2 separate regions of the Homo sapiens genome follow, and region 1 is linked to region 2. A link is a contact called in ENCODE Hi-C or POLR2A ChIA-PET data. All regions are on one chromosome and are shown on one strand. Each heading gives the region's core, a stretch centred on a gene start or an enhancer-like site at or near the end of the contact. The rest is flanking DNA. Distances are from core to core; before and after follow the strand shown.

Evidence for each region. A loop is a pair of places that touch in the nucleus more often than their neighbours do. ChIA-PET counts read pairs that join two places held with the same protein, here RNA polymerase II (POLR2A). Pooled maps may share reads with other maps.
Region 1: a map of GM12878 shows a loop between it and region 2 (2.1-fold over the local background). The contact joins two enhancer-like sites. A Hi-C loop is called at or near these places in 13 of 168 maps with a recorded cell type or tissue (CD4-positive, alpha-beta T cell, CD4-positive, alpha-beta memory T cell, CD8-positive, alpha-beta T cell and 8 more), 30 of 37 single-sample maps with no recorded cell type and 20 of 50 pooled maps. POLR2A ChIA-PET finds 5 or more read pairs at or near these places in 15 of 52 experiments (CD4-positive, alpha-beta T cell, CD4-positive, alpha-beta memory T cell, CD8-positive, alpha-beta memory T cell and 11 more).

The regions. Positions count from the first base shown.
Region 1 is chr15:60,582,599-60,585,612 of GRCh38, forward strand. The region is part of intron 2 of RORA (RAR related orphan receptor A); the gene reads right to left. The region is part of intron 3 of RORA-AS1 (RORA antisense RNA 1); the gene reads left to right. Among named protein-coding and RNA genes, the nearest start is that of RORA-AS2, 97 kb to the right of the region's middle. RefSeq lists an enhancer at 2,441-2,490. Within about 2 kb of position 1,498, at least 5 of the 41 ENCODE cell types and tissues checked have a DNase peak (open chromatin) inside an H3K27ac peak, as active enhancers do; they include CD8-positive, alpha-beta T cell, GM12878 and natural killer cell, where a contact is called at or near this core.
Region 2 is chr15:60,648,027-60,650,726 of GRCh38, forward strand. The region is part of intron 2 of RORA (RAR related orphan receptor A); the gene reads right to left. LOC105370846 (a long non-coding RNA gene) reads left to right here. Exons shown (of 5, transcript XR_007064663.1): 5 at 1-2,700. Among named protein-coding and RNA genes, the nearest start is that of RORA-AS2, 32 kb to the right of the region's middle. RefSeq lists an enhancer at 2,115-2,616. Within about 2 kb of position 1,430, at least 4 of the 41 ENCODE cell types and tissues checked have a DNase peak (open chromatin) inside an H3K27ac peak, as active enhancers do; they include CD8-positive, alpha-beta T cell, GM12878 and natural killer cell, where a contact is called at or near this core.

The DNA of each region.
Region 1 (3,014 bases), core at 248-2,747, 65 kb before region 2:
TCATGTACAAAGTGAGGGTGTTGGGCTTCAGAGGTTTCTCAACCAGAATTATCTGAGTTATCTTTAAAAATGTAGCAATACTTGAGCTCTACACCTTGGGACCAGTAAAATCAGAAATCTGTAAGAGCACAGCCTGGGCTTATATATCTTTTAAAAACTCTTTAGATAGATTAATACGCAGACCAGGTTGGGAGCAGATGACCTGTGAGGTCTATTGCAAAATGTTCACCATCAGTTGGGAAAATTTTTTGATTCAGTTCCCTGATGTTGACCCATGAGGCCATAAGCATTTCTAAACCATTATACTGTTTTTACATTGGCCTAGCTGTTGTTATTATCTGCATTTATCTAGTTCATTGATATGTTTACTTAAGTATTACCTACCTCTCCCACCAGAATGTACACTCACAGAGACCAGAGACTGACATGATCACTGCTGTCCCCTCGGCCGCCAGCATCACATCTGCCACAATAATGAGATAGATACTACACCAGCATTTTCAAAAGAAAAAGGGGGCTGGTGTCGCAGTGTGGAAGCAGGCAGGTAGTCCTTCTCCACACCAGCCAGAGGAAGTCTACTTTCATCTATCCCACCAGACTAGAATCTAAGCTGCACGAAGGCAGCATTTGGTCTCCCCTGTTTGGATGTCACCTCCAGAGCCTGGACACTGGCAGATACACACCAGATGCTCAGTGCCTGAGAAAGGCCATGTGCTAAACAGGAAGCACTGATCAGCTTCCAGGGCACTGAAACCTTTACTTTGTCGCTGAATAAAGCAACCTTGAAAAGACATCACTGTTTCCACTGAGTTGGCCTTGACTTCTGCAGTAAGACTCTTAGCCTGCTCCTGCTAAGTGGTCACAGTATTGGCAAGACCCAGCCCAGGCACACAGTGAAGGCTAAAATACATTGTGTCTATGTCACATGCAGAGGCTGGGGCTTCTGGACAAGGCTTTATGACGAAAAGGAGTACAGTATTTGAAAAGTCTCACAGCAGCCTCCAGCACCAAAACAGCCTCAGGGTTCTCTCCTGTTTGGGCCACTTGGGGTAAGAGATTTGAGGGAACAGTCTGCCCACTTGCTTCTGCATGCTGGTTGATAGCAAGGCCAAAGTTAACAGAAAAATATTTCAAGTGTGTTAATAACAATGCCAGAAATTGCTCACATCTGGCACCTCTTCCATGCTGAAGGGAGTGAACTAAAGAGAAGTGAATGGTTACCTTAATATAATTTACCTTTCTGAGATTCCCTTTCCTCGTGAGTAAGAGGAAAGGGTTAGCCCCGAGCAGTGGTTCCCAAACCTGTCTTATCCTCACAAGAGGATCTTTTACAAAAGAAGATTCCTTGGCCTCCCCTCCTAGGCTTTTGGAAGCAGGATCTGTGCAGGTGTTGCTGGAGAAAGGCATTTATTTTTTAAATGCTTCCCAGATGACTGTGAAGATCAATGACATTTGGGAACCACTAGAGGACTGGAGGACTCTGCGGTCCACCTGGCTCTGACAGGCTAGAACAGAGAGCTTCACAAAGTGAGGCCTAAGGACCAGTTGCATCAGAAACATCTGAGATGCTGTGTAAATACATGCCTTCGTGGGCCTCACCCCAGACTGACAGAATCAAACTCTGTGTGAGACCCAGGGATCCGCCTTCTTAAGACTCTCTGGAGTATGGGTTCTACTCTACAGTTTCAGAACCACTGTTTCAGGCAGGATTTTAGAGCTAACTTATGGCTTATGTGGAAGCAAATCATGTTCATCCATAAGTATAGGGTTTGACTTTATCCAGTTACATTAACATTTCATTGCATTGTTTGGCATGTCACAGAAATCTCCTTTGTTTTAAATGGCATGTAGCTTATAGCAAATGCAAATGTGTAAGTCCAACAGCCATAAAGCAGCCTTCTCTGACTAAGTGTGGCTGCCAACTTCTCAGTGCATTTTTTAAATGCTGATTCATGGCTTAAGACACTTGATTGGGAGGAAGGTGTCTCAGCTCCTATTATAAAAGCACAAAGGTGGTACCTGAATTACCTAGCACACAATAGGCACTTAAGTATTTGCTGAAACAAATTTATTTACTTATTTTCACCCACTGTTCTACAGAAGATTTGAAGTGAGATGAACAAATAAAAAGAAGGAGAAAAAAAACCTTTCCAACAACCGAAAAATGAAAATAACATTCTGTGAAAAAGAGAATACTTCTCATGTGGTGAAAAAAAATCACACTTCTGGGTGGCGCAGTTTGTAAAACGGTTGGCTTCAATAACTGATCTGAAACTTAACCACAAGTCTTCACTTCTGAACCACTGCCTTATTTCTATGATAGAAAGGTTTAAACAGCAGTTTTTCCTTGCTTTTTATTTTTTTTCTTCTTTTTCATGAAACGCTGCAATTTCATCTTTCTAATAGGAACACGTAAGCACTATTATCCTTTACAAGCCTGGTGATTATTTGTCATTATTATTACCCTGGTTATTCTAGCTCAGATCAGCTTTGACTTCTTCAGCAATGCAAAATTCATATAAACGTGCATTCTTATACCTCTGTGTAGCACCAGGAACAAATAACATTTAAGCAAATAGGAAGATCTATATTCATTCCTCAGATTCCGACACAGAAATCAGATTGTTTTACCATTGTTTCACACTTGTTATAACACCAAAATCCAAATCCACAATCCACTTGTATTATCTATTTATCCTAAAAAATATGCAAATGAATGCTTGTCGCTACCTCATGCAGAGTTTCTGACATATCCTCTATCTTATTTTTTAGGCAAACTGTATATACTTAAGTGAACCAAATGATCTAACCATAAATCTTCAGAAACCAAGGGGTTAATAGTTTTTTTCATCCATGTTTAAAATTGTTTTATTACCCCCCAAAAGCTACTGTAGTTTACTTTTTTACTAAATGTTTATCATTTTTGAAAAAGAAAAGCTCTAGATTTAAAAAGGGGAAACGCTGAATTTAGCTCATCAAATGACGACCTCTTTTTAAAAGATATTCAAGGGTTG
Region 2 (2,700 bases), core at 180-2,679:
GGGGAGGCTGTAATGCTGACTTCGATTGGCTAACTTAATATAAGGCAGACTGAGGGAGGAGGAGGAGGGCAGGAGAGAACACGCTTTAGAAAGCATGACGGTGTCTCATTCTGTTTGCAAGTGAGCACGTAGGTGCCTTCCAAATATGATCCTGAAGAAGGTGCAGATAAATGAAAAATTGGATATACAATAAACCACATACCTCTTTATGTTTATATATGAACATATTAAAGAAGGTTGGCTTTAGTAGAGTATGATGCATATTCTAATTATATCAATATTGGATGCATTGTTAGTACCATTTCTCAACTTCATTTAAAAATCACTTTCAGAAAATACAAAAAATAATTCTGAAGATTTTAACCTTAGGTGCCCGTAGATCATTTTCTTAGGAAACTGCAGCTTTTAGAAATGCTGGACATACTTTATCCAAAGCGTTATAACTGGTCTTCCACAAGCCTAGGATAAAGTTTTCCACAGAAACACTACTACAGAAAAATGCCACATGCCATGGATTAAACACTGAAACCAGCTAATCACAACACATGAGAGCAAATGTAGCATGTTCAGAGAAGTACAAATATGTTGAAACATGTCTGTCATGAAATCTGATCTTAACAATCCTCTGAAGACTAGCCTTTTTGCAAAGAGAACTTATGACTAATATACCTCACGGAGGGGGTCTCAGTTTCTAATAGAGTTAATTTTATCTGCTTTGATGATGGAAACGAAAGACACCCTGGAAACATCCTCTTAATTCTAAGCACCATCCACTCTTTTTGAGGGGGGAGAGGGAAGCTTTCAGTAATTCCCAGTGTGTCTTATACTGAATATATAGAAGATGGTAAAGCAGGGCCAGGTAATTCCAACACTTAAACTGCTACTTAACCATCCACATATTAAAGGAGTTTACATGGATTGTCAGCTATGAAAGAGGTTTCTCAATCTATATCCCACTCCACAGTCAACTCTCCTCACAGGTGCTCTTGGCTGTGGGGCACTCATAATCTCAGAAGCCGATAAGGCTGCCAAGTTCAAGTTGCCGTGACTCTGAACACAGTATAATATTCCCATTCCAAGCCATAGCCCGTCACTTTTGTGGCTGTTCAGATGAGGGCCCTTCTTGGTACCACTCTGACTCACATACACTGGCTGAAGTCATGTAGCAGGTGAAGGACTTAAGTGTCACTAAGTTGGTTTCCAGTTGCTTCCAGGAAAAAAAAAAAAAATCCCCGGCATATAAGATTCTTGCTCCTGACACCTGGCACTTTCTCCTTGTGTTCATGGCTGCAGACAGAAGATCTGGCCATTACTGTTTTGGCTTCAAGTGCTGCCTCCCACACACATATTGAGGGGCTCTGCAACAAACAGAAACCTAGGGACACTGACATTTTGGAGGCAGGGTGTAGAAAAAAACACTGTATGTGTATCTGAAAACTCTGCCATGCATGTCAGCCCTGACACGCCACTTCCTAGCTCTTCTAACGTCAGAACATTCTGTGTTAGGAGTTGCTAATCAGTCCAATATCATATGTAGTTTAACGGTGTTGAAACACATTTGCCAGAAAGGAGGCCAAAAGGAAGGGCCCCTCTACTGCTATCTTCTGCAAAAGATCTGATCACTTGTGACTGCAGCCCCTCACTTTGCCCCCAGGTGTTTTCTCCCTGTGTTGTTCTTGGGCGTGTTTAATTTGGATTGAGCATCCATGGAGCTGTGTAAACATTGAGGTCCCATGAATATTGCAATATTAAACAGCAGTGGTAATTACCAATAGACCCCTCAAAAAGCAATCGAATAGCAAACTCACCTTAACTTGGCCTTTGTATCTCTGGCAACGGAAAGCTCAAAATGCAGTTCTGTCATTTTTGCACAGTCATTTACCTTGACACCCTCCCTCTGCCGTGGAATCAAATCTCCATGTATAAAAATAAACCTAGAAACTTTCTGTTCACACGTTTTGAGGTATGTGCACCAAATGACACACTTTGGGAGGTAAGCACGAGTCATGGTAACTGACCACATCCTTTATCTTTTCATCCTAAGACTTAGCAGAACTTTATCTTTACAATAAAATGGCCTTTAGAAGTGGGTATCACCAACTTCAGAATGTGAACATCGTTACTGAGAAAAAGCATTTTCCTTTTAAACAGAAACCAACAGCCATGCATTAAAAGGCCTGAGGAAAAAAAAAAAAGTGGAGCTACCACAAAACAAACAAATATTCAGCTTGGTTTCAGGAAGCTTAGAGAGGATCAAACAAGGCTTTCTCTATTGAAGTTGTTCGAGAACATTTATGGTTATTTCAGCTTCAGTTTCTATTTACGCTGCTGGCTTTTATGCCTCGACCTCAGGAGGGCATTCCAACTTCAGGTTAACTCACAAGTAGCTTCAGAAAAGTTGGCCTGAAAATCCCACCCCCAGAGTGGGGGAGGGGAAAGCACGATGGTTCACATTGGTTTCCAAACACCTTTCAAACCACTGCTTTGGCCTTGAGTCGAGGATATCTCAAAAATTGGGGAGAGAAATTCCACGGAGAGAGGGTGAGAAAGGTTTCTCATGGTGTGAACATTCATATAGGGAGACTGTCTCTTCCTGCGGGATGAAACCAGGAGAAGAGAGCACCAATTTGCGGAGCCCTCGTGAAGGTTTCCACTCAGGAGTTTGCAATTTTCTGTTGGTCCCTAGGGAGGAAGATTTAG